Linked DNA regions of Mus musculus: region 1 is linked to region 2. The links are chromatin loops, found by intact Hi-C in ENCODE. Cell type or tissue: heart. All regions are shown on one strand. Links, peaks and the distances in the headings refer to the core of each region. The heading gives the core; the rest is flanking DNA.

Region 1 (7,614 bases), core at 1,515-6,514, 64 kb after region 2:
TCAGCACTGGAGGAGGGAGGGCAGAGGCAGGCAGAGCCCTAGAGCTCATTGACTAACCAATCTAGGCAAATTGGTGAGCTTCAGGTTCAGTAAAACCCTGGCTCAAAAAATAAGGTGGACAATTATAGAAAAAGACACTCAGCATTGCCCTCAGGCTTCTACACGCACCCACCCACATGAACACATATGTACATACCACATGCATACATACAGATATTTGCAATCCAAAGTTGGTTAAGTCCATGGACATGGAACCCATAGATCTGGTCCAGGCACTGTTTGGGGTGTATCGTTAGCTTACCGAATCATTCTGAGAGCCCAAGGAAGTAGTGTGATGATCATCCTCACTGACAAATAGGGAAACTGAGGCACCAAGATCCTATGACTTGTCTACGTTCTCTTGGCAAGGATTTGAACTCTGGCTCTAGAATCCTGGCTCTTAAGCCATTATGCTGCTTATCTCTTAAGTTTGTCTTTTCTTTAAGTTTCTTCTAAAAGGTCCAAGAGAACTTTTATTTACTGGATCTCAAAAAATGGAGGGAGAGAATCAGCATAATGAAAGAGAACATGCATAATCCAGCAGAATAGCTGAACAACGCTGACCTGCAGGCTCATCTGAAATAGGATGTGGAGGGATGTAGAGAGACAGAGCAAACCGCAGAAGGACGAGATCTAAAGTAGCCGCAGGGGCTGCTGAAACCCAGCCAATGCCAGCAGCTCTCAGGGCATCTGGATATTCTCCTAACAGGAAGAAGCAGGATGCTAATCTACTGGGAAGCATGATAAAGCCAGACATGAACACTTGGTTCCTGACACAGCATACTAAAGGAATCTGGAGAAGACCAAGAGAGGGGTGGGCCTTGGCCAGACATCCGATGCTGTGATTCTGAGTGAAGAGAGCTTGTGGTATCTCAAGGGAATGTTTTAACTTGCCTGACCCAACCTTATGGGATCTTCTGGGGGTGAGCAGGCCCTAGGCATCTGCATTTTTATAAAGTTCCTCAAATGAATTCTAGCAGGAGTCCTTAGAAGGCAGACTGGTTCAGACTCAGACAGCTGATGCTTATGAGCTCTCCTGGTGGCCGTGGCAGTGGCGGTGGGGTGTGTTAATGTGTGTCCATATGTGTATGTGTGAATGCACATGTACATACGCTGCTGCATGTGCAAGGAAGTCAGAAGACAACACCAGGTGTCAGTCTCACTCTCAAACCTCTCTGACCCAGGTCTCTAACTGCTTACCACTGCATGCACAGACTGGATGGTTCACAAGCTTCTGTCTCTGCCTCCCACATCTCACCATGGGAACACTCAGATTATAAATCCTCACTACTTTACAGGAATTGCAGGCCCTAAGGCCTTTGTAGCAAGAGCTACGTGGAGCCACCTCCCAGTGAAATGTTTACTTACAAACACAAAAGTCAACAGGAAGTCCATTAGGACCTAGGGGAAGCTTGTGCTAGAAGTTGGGATTTTCTCACCTAGGCTCCAGGTGGGCACACCAGCCTTAGTAACTTCCATGGCTAATCACATTTTCCTTCCCAGGCTGAGTCTATGATTATTTTCTATCCTTTTTTTGTTTTTCATGTAGTTTATTTTTTGTTATCTGTTTTGTGCTCACAACAAAATTAAGCTTGACTTAACATTAGGATATATGCATATTTTATTTCATAAAAAAGTTTCATGAGTATAATTTTCACTGTCAACTTAATATTCCTTATATGGATATGATGAGGCTTAGTGAGCCTTTCTGCAACTGGACAGTAAGGTTATTTCCAGTCTGGGCAAGGCGGTAGTAATAGTAAAGCAATGATGAGCATTTGAGAGCCTCACCCCCACATCCCACCCACACGCACAAGCACAGAGTTAGTACCACTTCTTGAGAATAGAGTATGAGACACATTGGCTGAACAAATACATTTTATGGCTTATTTTCCAAACCACCAATTTGCCTCAGAGAAGCTTCACTGAAATTTACATCCTTCCTGAGAACTTGAGAGGCTCTACTCAATACATTCCTACTAACTGTGGTAGAGACTCCCTCTTCCTACCCTCCCCTCAAAGACAATGTGTCAGTAAGTTTCCCTCACTGTAACAAAATACTCAACGCTGTGGAATTTTGTTGTTGTTGTTTTTAAGAGAGAGGCTTATTTAAAGCTGTGGGGTTTGGTTGTTGTTTTTAAGAGAGAGGTTTATTTAGCTAAGTTTGAGTCTAGAAGCCCAACACTGGGTGACTGCATTGATTTGTCCCTGGTGGTGGCCCCTTTATTGGGCCATATCATGATAAATAACACCATGGTGGAAGTTTGTGAACAGATAGAGACCAATAGTAAGACAAGAAGCCACAGCCACACTTGGGTCCTATAAGAACTATGTAAATCCTCTATGAAGGCACAACCCAAGGCTTCCCTCCTCTCATTGGGTCTTACCTCCTGACATCGCCACCATGGAGGTCAAGCTTCTAACATATGGGGTCACAACTAAGTGATCACATCTAGCATCTGTCCATTTCTAAGCTCTATGGCTAGACCACCATGGGGAACAGTGAGATAGCATATCTCCGACCCTCAGGTGGACAGGCTTCCCTGGGTTGTCCAGATGGGCCTACAGTACTTACAAGGGTCTGACAAAGGAGAAGGACACTGAAGAAACCCGTTGAGATAGAGTTTAGAGAACTCCTCCAACTGGCCAACTAGTTTTAAAAATGGAAGAGAGAGCCAGGTGCCAAGGGAGTTGGAAAAGCTTCCAAAGCTGGAAAATATGAGTTGATTCAGCCTAGGAACATCCAGAAAAGTGCTTGGGTAACCCATGTGACCTCTGTTGGACTTCTGACCACCGAGCCGGAAGCTTGTGTTGTTTGAAGCCAGTAAACTGGTGACAACTTGTTAGTGCACCAGCAGAGAGTAATACACTAGCACTGATAATTTCTATTTCATTTCATCCCGATAGTTTTTATTATTATTTTAATGTGTATTTTTGATTGGAGTACATTTATTGTTTATCTACTCCGATGAGGTACTTTTTCTAAGCACTGGGCAAAATAGAACTGTATAAGGATCCAAACTGAGCCCTTCAGAGCATTTCTTTGTCAGTTATGCAACTAGAGAGGGAAAGTCCCCAAGTGTATAGCTCTGTTGGTGCTCTGGGAAGAGGTGAGCCAGGAGCAGTGTCCAGGAGGGTCACCTTTCTGTGCTCTGAGCCAAGCCTGTTCAAGAACTGGTTGGGATGAGCAGAGGTGGGGACAGTCTGCTTTTCTGGGTGTGATCCTTTCACTGAACATCTGTGAAAAGCATTTCAGTTTGGGGTCTAACATGTTTACTAAGAGGTTTTTCATTTTTGTTTTTTGGCAGTGTCTTGTAGCCTAGACTGGCTTTGAATTCCATGTGTAGCTGTGGATAACCTTGGACTTTTGATCTTGCTTCCACATTCCAAGTGCTGGGACTGCAGGTGTGCATCACCAAGCCCAGTTCATACAGTGCTGGAGATCAAACTGAAGGCTCCATGCATGCTGAACAGGCTCTCTGCTTGTGCTGCCACACCCACAGTTCCTAGCAATACAGTATTTTTAAAAAGAAAGATTGACTTACTTGTGTGTGTGTATGATGAAAGAGAGAATGAGAGAGATAATGAAGGAGAGAAAGAAGGAGAGGAGAGAGAGAGAGAGAGAGAGAGAGAGAGAGAGAGAGAGAGAGAGAGAGAGAGAGAGAGAGAGAGAATGCTGTTGAGGCCAGAAGCCAGTTGTGACCCACCCATCATGAACACTGGGAACTGGACTTGGGTCCTCTGAAAGAGCAGCAAGAACTTTCTAATCTCTGAGATGCCTCTCTAGTCCATCAATTCCTCTCACCCTTCAATAGTCTTGATACAGAAACAGAAGCTTGCTCCATAGTGTAGAAATGGATGAGCCCCATATGACTAAATCATGACAGGGAGAAGGAGGGGCTAGCCATGACCACCGCCTGTCCCTCTCCCCCCAGTTCCTAAACTATGGGCTTAGGAGATGTGTTATGCATATATGAGGGAGAAGGAAAGAGATTGCTCCCAAAGACTCATGACTTGGTTATCCTGTGGACAGATGACTGCATTTAGGAGGGGTCTTTTTGTTAGCAGCCAACAGCCATAAATGCTAAATCCTGTCACTTGTTTATAGTCCTATCTTCTGTTGAATAGCAACATTCTACTTCTCTCCATACATTGAAGATCTACACCCATGAAGATGCATAGCATCTTGGAACTTGGAATAACGACACCCAGAAAAGAGAGCAACCAGACAAGCACATAATGTTGCACCTTCTCTTTCCATCAGGGAATTACCGGCCTGTTCCAACCCCACCCGAGTGAGCAAAAGTCCCAGTTATGGAGATGGCCCCGCCTTTCCTTGACACCGTTTCCTGCTGATCCCCAAAGGATGGGTGCAACCCCTAGAGCTACTGTCACTGACCTCTGCCATTCCAGCTCTCAGGTCAACTATTTCTAGAGTTGGTTACTGGCCAGTAGGTCACCCCATCACCAGCACTAAATGAAACTCATGATCATGTGGTGAAAGATTTAAGGATTTAAGTTCTTCACAAAAAAAAAAAAAAAAAAATCCCAAGCCCGTGAAACTGCGGCGTGTGTGCTCAGCTACTGAGGTGGTTATTTCCTAAACTTTCCCAGGTCATGATTAAGAATGCAGATGCCAAGGCACTCCCTTGAAGAGTCTATGGATCTGGAATATGAGTGGAAATCTGTATTTTTATCAGATTCCCCAAGAGATTTCTATTAGTAAACAAGTTTGGGAAACTCTGCCCTGGGGCAATTTAAAAGTACCCAGACCAACAGGTCGTGGTTTGGTTTCTGATGTAGTGCAGCCCTGGGCAAGGGCATCTTCACTGTCAAATGAATCATGAGAGGTCTATAGATATGGGCAAAGGAAATTATCTGAATAACAGATGCCGGGAGGGCCATTCTAGCTGACTGGAAGAGTCGCTCCTTGCTCTGGATACAGTGATGCTCAGACAAGCCTCCACCTCACCATCCCCACCATCTGGTGTGTTGAAGAGCTGGACCAGGAGCCACTGATGGTGGTCTTCTTCTCACAAATGGCAAAGGCTAGCATGTATGACAATGTCTCTGTTTTTCATCAGCATTGTATACCACGTGTGATAGAGGCAGCTAGTGGTTGTAATAATCTTATAATAAATGAGGTCAGGTCTTGAGAAGCAACATGGAGACCTTACCTAGAGGCACAGTCATACCCAGGAATTCTGAACTTGGACTTGTTACCAAATGACCCTCTGTGCTCATGCTCCAAGCACACTTCCATATACACCAGCCTCACTGTTTTCTTCCCTTCTCTGATTTCATTTATGTAGTCAGTACTTTCCCCCCAACAGAAACATATCCAGTAAGTGTTTAGATAAGGAAACAAAGGCTCAAAGAGACGAAGAAAACTGCAGAGAGATAGACACATACAAGGCTGCACATCTGCAGTCCTAGTACTCAGGAGGCTGAGATGGGCAGGGAGATCTCAAGTTCAAGGCCAGGCAGAGCTACTTAGTGAATTTCAAGACAGCCTGGCCTAAGTAGTGAGATTCTGTCAGAACACACATGCACACACACATACATGCTCACACACACACACACACACACACACACACACACACACACACACACCAATTGTGTCTATTTAGTCAGAAGTCACAAAGTCAAACTTTGAGCACTGGGGAGTTGTAGCTCTGGAACCCGAGCTCTAACCATTACTCCAAGACATGACACTTCCCTACTGAAAGAGAAAAGAATCACACTGCCACATTTCACTTCAAAAGAAACAAGTATCTCCATGGAAAAGAAACAGGAAAATGTGAAACTTGCCAAGAAAAGCATTTCGAGCGCTCAGTCCAGATGAAAGGAAGGTTGTAGAGCCACTGGCAATGGCTCTTAACCAACCGGGAGCGGAGGAATCAAGGAGACCATGTATGTGAACAGCTGCCGTGGAAGTGAGGCCCACAGGGTCTGAACAGATGGGAAGGCCTGAGATGGAGCATGGAGGAACAGAATAATTCATGCCCTGGAAAAAGAAACTGAGGAATTTCCCCAGAATACAGCACAAGAGGTTAAAAATAATTATGAAACTCTAATCACATGATTTACATACAGGCTCTATACTCCTAAATTCTGTGGCAGGAGCCTTTATATTAATATTGGCTAAAAGAAAGCCACACCTGACAGATCCACAGGGAACAATTTCCCCAGCTTGCCCTCAGGCAACAGCTGATTGACAGGGGTCAGAGCCCTTCCCTGAGATTTCTGATCTTGACAGAATTAGGTTTCAGTAGCTGTGCTGGCTTGTTTTATGTCAACTTGACAAAAGCTTGAGTCACTTTAGACGGGGAACCTCAATTAAGAGAATACCCCTTCCAGACCGGCCTGTGGGAAACCCTGTGCTGCATTTTCTTAACTGATTATTAATGTGAGAGAGCCCAGCTCTCCATGGGAGGTGCCTCTCCTGGGCTGCTGGTCCTGGATGCTGTTAGAAAGCAAGTTGAGCAAGCTATGGGGAGCAAGCCAGTAAGCAGCATTCATCTGTCCAGTGCTTGCCTCCACGGTCCAGTCCTGACTTTCTTCAATGGTGGATGGTGATGTAGAACCAAAAGCTGAAATCAGTCTTTTCCTCCCCAAGTTGCTTTGGGTCGTGATGTTTTTTCACTGCAATAGAATCCCTAACCAAGACACTAACCCTCTGGAGAGGTGAGTCATAAGATATCAATCTCTGGTTCCTGTCACATGACAATGCCACAATGACTTGTAGAGAAAAGACAAGAGCGCTGTCAGCCGGGTCGGCTCTCTTCTACACCTTAGCTCTTCCGGGCTTTATGTGACTCACTCCCAAGTCCCCCTTTAAAATTGTAAACATTTTTTGAATTCCATGATTCTTTTCCAGTGGAATGAATGAAATCTGAAACTGACACTTGGTTATTCTTTAACTATTTGCTGGCCTTTTTGGAGAAATGTTTTTTGACTATTTATCCTTTGACTCTTATGTGGGGTTTTGTTTGCTTTGAACATGCCATATTTCCAAACCCAGTTTCTAGCCTCCTGATCCAAATCCTCCTCTCTCCTCCACCCCCGCCACTTAACAGCTAGAATCTTCCCCCATCTTAACACACAGACAAAGGACCTAAATATCACCAGCCAAACCTTCTCAGATTTAATCTCCCATACCAAAGCAGCTACCTAACTCCATCACTGCCAGCCGAGATGCCTCCCAAGCCCTCCCAGGGCTGCTGGCCACACACTCTTATCAACTGTGGAATGTAAATTTAATGGCTTCTCAGGAGGAAAATTTGGAAATACATTTCAATAATCTTTAAAAATTTTTTTTGCATTGGATAAAGCAAATGATCTCTCTGGATGAAGGAGAAAGAAAATTAAGGACAAGAACAACTGCTTTTAAAAACTCTGATATGAAGCTGGGCTTAGTGATACACTCTTCAAATCTCAGCACATAGGAGGTGAAGCAAGGGGATTGAGGGTTTCAGGCTAGCCTTTGCTATCTATACAGTAAAACCCTGTCTGAAATAAATAAGCAGATAGGTAGGTGGGTAGGTGCAGACATATATACACACATACATAGAC
Region 2 (7,614 bases), core at 1,641-6,640:
AGTCATGGCCTTGGGGACTCAAAGCAGATTGTGCTGGCCCATCAGTTTTTACTAAATGTGGCCATCTGGGCTCGAAAGCACCTTAGGGCGAGCACTGCTCTTCTCTTTCTGACTCCCTACAGCACTCTCTCAGATAGGGTGCTCACAGATAGCAAAGGTGGGCCCCTTTGAACTCTCAGAGCCTGTGTCCTCGTCTACAAAATGCTGACAGGCACAGCTACTATTTACAGAATATGTGACCTGTGGCCTAGCTAGGCTCTGTATTTAAACTTGTCACACACCTACACAGCGCTGGTCCTTTAAGGTACTTTAGACCCCAGGCAAGCCCTAACGCATAGAACCTTGGTTATTTGCAGAGATGTGCGAGCTCCCTCTGCTGGCTAGTAGGTGAATTGTAGCGAAGGAAGGCGAGGTGAAGGTAGAACCACTGGCTGTCAGCAGGAGGTGCCAGCTCACCCTGTTAATAGTACAGACGAGGAAACTAAGACCAAGGCCAGCCACCTCACTGAACGGCCTCTTTCAAGACTGCCTGTGTGGATCTGGGGTTTAGGAGCTCCCATATGCAGAGAGGGGAGCCATGCGGTTCAGTTTGAGCCTTCCCAAGCCCCATGCAGAGCCCATCCTACCCATCCCCTCTGGCACTGCCAGGTAGAGCTGCAGGAACCAGTAGCGTGGGGCACAGGTACAGGGAGGCTGCTAAGCTGTCCCTTCCTCCTGCTAGCAAGCTGGACTTTGAGGGAAGATCTGAGGGCTTTGTGGGGTCAGCAATGCTGGACTGTGGAGTCTGTCTGGAGAACATCACTCCTTGGAAGCAGACACTAGAGAGCTGGTGTCTCTCAGCCTATGTGCTGTTCAGGTACGGGTAGGAACTGCATCATCTTCTAAGGCCTGCTGGGATATGCTCCTGTGACTGGTAATGACACTGTTGTGTCTAGGACCAAGAGGACTTCAGAGGGGAATGCTATCAGGCTCAGAAGATTCTGGAAACTTTGTAAATTCCCCCTGTGTATCACTCATGGCAGCTACTCTTTCCTGAATATCCCTCGGCTTGGAGCTGTGATGTATTTGATAGACATTGTATTTTATTGTCAATGCCTGCTATAAGTATATAGGAGGTATATTAGGTGTATATCTCGAATCTGAGTCTTGAAGAATTAAAACAGCCATTCTCAACCCCCCCCCCCCCCGCGCCCTTGGAGGTCAAAGGACCCCTTCACAGGGGTCGCCTAAGACCACTGGAAACTAGGCACTTACATTACGATTCATAACTATAGCAAACTTGAGGAGGGGGGGGGGGCACCAGGGAGTGCGATGAAACTAAGTGTTCAAGGAGATAAACAGATTAAAGAAAAGCTGATGCAAATGTAATAAAGGGAGCGGTGACGCCAGGGAAAGACTCCACCCAGCTTAAGCTTCCAGCTTGGGAAAAGAAATTTTAAAAAAATTTAGGGCCAGGTGTTGTGGCACACACCTTTAATCCCAGCACTTGGGAGGGGGCAGGGGGGTCTGGAGAGAGTGTTCCAGGACAGCCAAGCTCAGTGAGTGAAGGAAACCACCCAAATCAGGAAGCTGATGGAAATATATTTGAACAAGGAGGCCATGTTCCAGTCCCAGCAAGCAGCAGAACTTGGCAGCTTCAGCCACATGGTTCTGGACTCTCCCTCCGAGACTGAGCCACTGAGTTCAGATGTGTACCAGGGATGTCCCTGCATGGAGACCCAGAGAAGCCTCTGCGTAAAGCTATGATGGTGAAGCCTGGATACCTTGGAGACGCCAAGATGTTGGAGATGCCAGAGTTGTGGATACCTGCCAAGGAGAGCTGCTAACAGGGAGTGGAACCAGCCCAAGCCAGAGAAGTGTGTTGCAGTCAACAAAGCTGAAAGGGTTTGGAGATCTGAAGAGCGAGCGCTTTGACATTAGACATGGAGATGCAGAGTTTAGAGTTTACCCAGCTGCTTTCCGTCTTGTTTTGGTCCAGGGTCTCCTCACTGTGCCCTCTTCCCTCCCCTTGGGAGTCGTAATGTGTATTCTGTGTACTGTACTTAATCTGCTCTAGCTTTGCCTTTATAGGAGATTACAGTTAAGAGATTGTCATGAGACTCAGAAGAGACTTTGGACTTTTAAACAGTATCGACTCTGTTCTAGACTGTGGCACCTGAGTGCATTTTTGCATTCTGATAGGGCTACTAGCCTTTGGGAGGTCGGGGAGTGCCCCTATATAGGTGTGGCCCTGTTGGAGAAAGCTTGTCACTAGGGGTGGGCTTTGAGCTTCCAAATGCTCAAGCCCGGCCTAGTCTCTCCCCTCCTCCCCCCTCCCTCCCTCCACTTCTCTCTGTGTGTATGTGTCTGTATTTCTCTGTGTTTCTGACTCTATCTGTGTGTGTGTGCATCTGTGTTGCTCTGTGTCTCTGTGTGCCTCTTTTTCTCTCTGTCTCTCTGTCTCTGTCTCTCTCCTCTCTGTGTCTGTATCTCTCTGTTTCTGACTCTGTATGTGTGTATCTGTCTGTCTCTGTTGCTCTATGTCTCTGTGTGCCTTTCTTTCTCTCTGTCTCTCTCTGTCTCTGTGTCTCTGTCTCTCTTTCGGCTGTTTGCAGATCTGGATATAGAACTTTCAGCTCCTCTCTAACACCATGTCTGCCTACATGCCACCATGCTTCCTGACACAATGACAGTGAACTAAACCTCTGAACTGTAACTTAGTCCCAATTAAATGCTTTTTTTTATAAGAGTTGCCATGGTCACAGAGTCTCTCCACAGCACCAGAACTTTGACTAAGAGATCTGCTTTAAAAATATTTTTTAAAGCTGGGCAGTGGTGGCACACGCCTTTAGTCCCAGCACTGGGGGTGGGGGGGCAGAAGCAGGTGGCTCTTTGTCAGTTCAAGGCTAGCCTGATCTACAGAGCTAGTTCCAGGACAGCCAGAGCTACACAAAGAAACCTTGTCTCAAATGCATATAGAGAGAAGGTGAGAAGGCTACATGCCTGAGGATTTACCCCTGACTCTCCTTGACAGCCAGTAACTATTGCAAGGTCAAGAGGTCTGGGAATGATCAGAAACCTGCCTGACAGTCATGCCACCTCTTTTGGAAGGACTCTACCAGGCTGCACAATGAAGCCACTCAGGGGCCAGTGGGGGTGGAGCTAGAAATGGAAAAAGCTGGAATATGCTTTCCTTTCACGACTAGACTAGGTCCTACAGGAACATGCTCAAACCCTGAGCCTGTGTGTACACCCTCCAGTGCAACTGGCTTTCAGTATAGCTGAGAAGAGGCAAAACTTGAACCAGTCCTCACCATGGAGGACCATGGAGGACACTGTTAGTGGAGATCTAGCTCATACAGCCTAGGGTCAAATTTCATGGATCAGCATGTGAAGGAGGAGTGATTGCTTGGAAAGGGACATTGGACCTAGGTCCAATTTATCCAGGCCAGAGAGTTTAAACTCCATCCAAAAGGTCAAAATGAGAGCTGTAAGACAAAGTGCTGGGGCTGGGTGGGTTAACTTACAGAAAGCAGCTTCCATCATCAGAGAAAGGGTAGTTCCCAGGAGTGGCCAGCAGAGGGCAGCTCAAACTCACATTTCCTTATCCCCAACTGTGTTCAACACACATCTAATGTCCTATGAGAGGCCTGGCTCGTTTGAGAGTGAAGAAAAGGACCAGTTGGCAAAGGAAACAGGCCAGCTGTGCACAGCTGGAGAAGAGAGACACTGGCCATTTATGGCCAGCTGAAGTGAGATCAGGTGATATACCACACATAGCCTGCTTCCTTCCCAGCTGTGCCTTTGGTATCCTTAGCCACTCTTTCTCAGTAAGGGACCCTCAGAATCCCATCGGGGTCTGAGTTTAGCTTCTGGGGACTGACTGCCAGTCTCTTTGGAATTAAACCAAACAGAAGAATTCATGTAGCAGAGGAGAAAGAAATGCAGGGCCATTGATCTTTCCTTCCCTAAGAAGGCCGAGGGACTTGTCAGGACGAGGGGAAGGTGTTCTATCTATCCTGTGGGCATTTCACAGGTGCTTAGCCAGCCAGTTCTGTGTTAGAGGCAGAAAGGCAGAATGCTAGGTAAGTATTCAACCAACACAACTCCTGCCCAGACCCTTCGGTCCACAGACTGGGCAGCTTTTGACCCTGCTGATAAGGGCGGAAGGTGATGCTGACCTCCTCTGGGCAGGGAGGTAGAGGTTTTACAGAGGATCTGACATAGGAGGGAAGCCTTGGAATGTGAACAGCGTTTTACCAGCTGAAGAACAACCCTGACAGGACCCGCATGAGCAGAGGCACCAGGCTGACTCTGCCTGCAGAGAACACTGACCATCGAGTCAGTGAATAGGGTTAGAGGTGCTTTTAAATAACCTTTGGGCCGCTGGCCAATATGAGTTCTCCTTCTCAGACCACCTTGTGTTATCACCACCTCCACTTCACAGATGACCAGTCCGAGGGTCAGAGAAGTAAAGTGTCCTAGTCAGGAACCCAGGAGCCTAGCAAGGAGCTGACTGATGTCCCTGTTCTGGCTCACGTGACCCCCATGGCACTTCTACCAGTCTGAAGTCAGGGGTATATGGGATGCGCACGGAGAACAAAAATGGAGGTCTTTCTGTCCTGAGGGGGGTCTCCATTTTGGGCTTCTCCCTCTCTGCTGGAGCCATAAGATCTTCTGGCTAGAAGCGCATCCTCTCACAGCCACCCATACACATATTTCTCTTTTCACTTTCCTTTACCTTTACAGAGGATTTCTTGTGAATTGTGCTCTCACGGGCCAGAGTTTGGGTCCCCCTACTCCACCCCAGGCTCTGTCAGTAGAGGGATGTCCTCCATCAGATTGGCCTTGTAGGCAAGTTCTGGGGCGTTTTGTTAATTCATGTTTAATATGTGGGAGGGAGGTTCCATCCCACTATGGGCAATGGCATCTCCTAGGCAGGTGGTCCTAAGCTACATAAAAAGCAAGCTGAGCAAGCCATGAGCCACAGAGAACAAGCCAGTAATCAGTTCTCCTCCAGAAGTTCCTGCCTCTGTGGTTGCTTGAGTTCCTGTTCTGACTTCCTCTGCTGATGGATTCTAATCTGTAAGCCCAAATAAACAAAACCTTTCCTTTCCAAGTTGCTTTAGATCAAAGCCTTCATCACAGCAAAAGAAAGCAAACTAACACAGCCTCCTTCCCCAGGAGCTGTGTCTGCCTGTTTGTTGTTTGTCGGTCCATCTGTCCACCTGCCTTTCTGTCTATCTAGAATGGAGGTGCTGAGAGGACACAGCCCTGAATGACCTCTTGTCTAGGCTTGTTCTTCTGGGGCTTCCCACCCCTCAGAACACCTTCTGGCCCCTCAATTGTGAGCCTAGCCCTTACATGCTAAACCATCTCTCCATCTGCCCCTTCTGGGGTTTGATGTAGCGTGCGCGCATGCACACACACACACACACACACACATCATTCAGGATTCCCACCTTGGTCTGTTCAGGCTGTTAACAGGGAAGATTTGTTTCTCTAGATTTTGGAAACTGAGAAGTCAGCAATCAAGGCATCAGCAAAATTCCTGTCTGGTGAGGCCTGCTCTCTGGGTCACACAGGTGCCTCCTGCTGTGTGCGCACAGGGCAGAAGGTACTCTGTTGTTCCTTGGAGTCTCTTATAATGAGCATGGTCACCTCACAAAACCTCACTTCCTGATGCCACTGCCTTCAGGATTGAAGTTTTATGATGTACATTTTAGGATAGTGAAAATAATCAAGCCAGAGCATTTTGTCCCCCCACTAAACTCCTAAATTTATGTCATTCTCATGTACAAAATACATTCATTTCTCTCTTTTTTTAAAGATCTATTTTATGTACATGAGTATTGTAGCTGTACAGCTGGTTGTGAACCTTCATATGGTTGTTGGAAATTTAATTTTAGATTTCTGCTCGCCCTGGTTGGCCCCACTTGCTCAGTCCCTGCTGGCTCCGGCCCAAAGATTTATTTAGTATTATAAATAAGTACACTGTAGCTGTCTTCAGACACACCACAAGAGGGCATCAGATCTCATTACGGATAGTTGTGAACCACCATGTGGTTTCTGGGATTTGAACTCAGGACCTTCGGAAGAGCAGTCAGTGCTCTTAACCACTGAGCCATCTCGCCAGCCCCATTCATTTCATCCTAATAGCCTGGAATATCTTAAGTAATGCCTGTAGCAACTTTAAAGTCTAAGTCCCAAACTTTGTCCAAGCAGATATGAGATTCTGGTATAATCATCTGCAGAGAGAGAGAGAGAGAGAGAGAGAGAGAGAGAGAGAGAGAGAGAGAGAGAGAGAGAGAGAGAGAGAGAGAATATAAAAATAGAATTATCTTCTGTGACCTGACTGTCCATAAACGCATCGGTCATTACTGCTCTGGGTGCCCTTCCTTCAAACTGGGCAGTGCCTATGCTGTGCTCCTAATGAGCTGTAGCTGCAGAGTTGTGGCTCTCCTAGGCTGGAGTTGCATCTTGACAGCTCATTGGTCTGAGATCTTGAGTGTTGCCCCCAACCCCATGGCTCCAGTAGACACTGCCCTGGTGAACAAAAATTATTGCAATCATGGTAAATAATGTAACAGCAAAGAAGCATATGTAAAACTTAAGAGCATTCCACTCTGCCTTTATCCTGCCTACTCCTCCCCATGCCTCAAGAATTGTATATTCTAACATACATCTCTACATAAACAGTTGTGTGTGTTTATGTGTGGGTGTATATATATATATATATATATATATATATATATATATATATATATACCCGTTCTTTGTAATGACTTTGAAGTCTACTGTGGAGAAATGAATGAACCAGTTGGATTTTTTTTTGTTTGCTTGCTTTGATGGACATTTAATCATTTATCAATTTTGTCACTGCAAACAGTGCCGAGATAACTATATTTTCAAATTAGTTGCCATCTGACTAATTATGTTTGGGTTCAAAATTTGAATATATGTTCTCAGATTGCCTTTTAAAAGTACTGTGACAGTTTCTAATACCACCAGAGTGTACATGAATACCGTGTCCTTATATTTGTGCCAACACTGGTATTATCATATTTAAAAGAATTTGTTGTTGTTGTTGTTGTTGTTTTGTTGTTGTTGTTTTTGAGACAGGGTTTCTCTGTGTAGTCCTGGCTGTCCTGGAACTCACTCTGTAGACCAGACTGGCCTCGAACTCAGAAATCCACCTGCTTCTGCCTCCCAAGTGCTGGGATTAAAGGTGTGCACCACCACTGCCTGGCATATTTTAAAATTTTTGCTCATTCATCCTGGTAAGTAAAAATATGACATTTTAAACTTTCAAAGGGCTTTAAAAGGTTGAGCGTTCTCTTTACACAGGAGCTCCCATTAGCCTAAGAAAGTATGTTCCAAGATCCTGTGGCTGTGTCAAACTACAGATAGTACCAAACTCTATATACATGTATACATACACAGATAAATATCATTTCTATCTTCTCCTGCCCCTGATTCTAAGGATTGAATTTAGAGTCTTGATCACACTGAGAGAGGTGTGCCTGCCAGTGAGCCCCATCTCCAGCCCCGCCTTTCCCGCCCTTACTATGCACAGTGGTCAAAGCTTTTGCTCTCTGAGATGCAGAGGCAAAACTTCACAGATTTCTCTTTCTT

What was found. A loop is a pair of places that touch in the nucleus more often than their neighbours do. Peaks named below come from ENCODE experiments on the same cell type or tissue, not always from the same donor. Only the 100,000 strongest peaks of a DNase experiment are listed, where the experiment ranks them.
Region 1: a loop joins it to region 2, with 2.3 times the contacts of the local background. A loop is called at or near these places in 3 of 42 quality-filtered maps.

Annotation. Positions count from the first base shown.
Region 1 is chr3:107,795,908-107,803,521 of GRCm38, reverse strand. The region is part of intron 2 of Gm40121 (a long non-coding RNA gene); the gene reads right to left. Among named protein-coding and RNA genes, the nearest start is that of Csf1, 39 kb to the right of the region's middle. In heart, for the core only: no CTCF peak of the experiment used is centred there; a DNase peak (open chromatin) is centred at 4,391.
Region 2 is chr3:107,860,069-107,867,682 of GRCm38, reverse strand. No RefSeq gene overlaps it. Among named protein-coding and RNA genes, the nearest start is that of Eps8l3, 13 kb to the left of the region's middle. In heart, for the core only: CTCF peaks have their summits at 3,550 (motif pointing right) and 6,006 (motif pointing right); DNase peaks (open chromatin) are centred at 3,158, 3,652 and 4,965; H3K27me3 peaks cover 483 bases.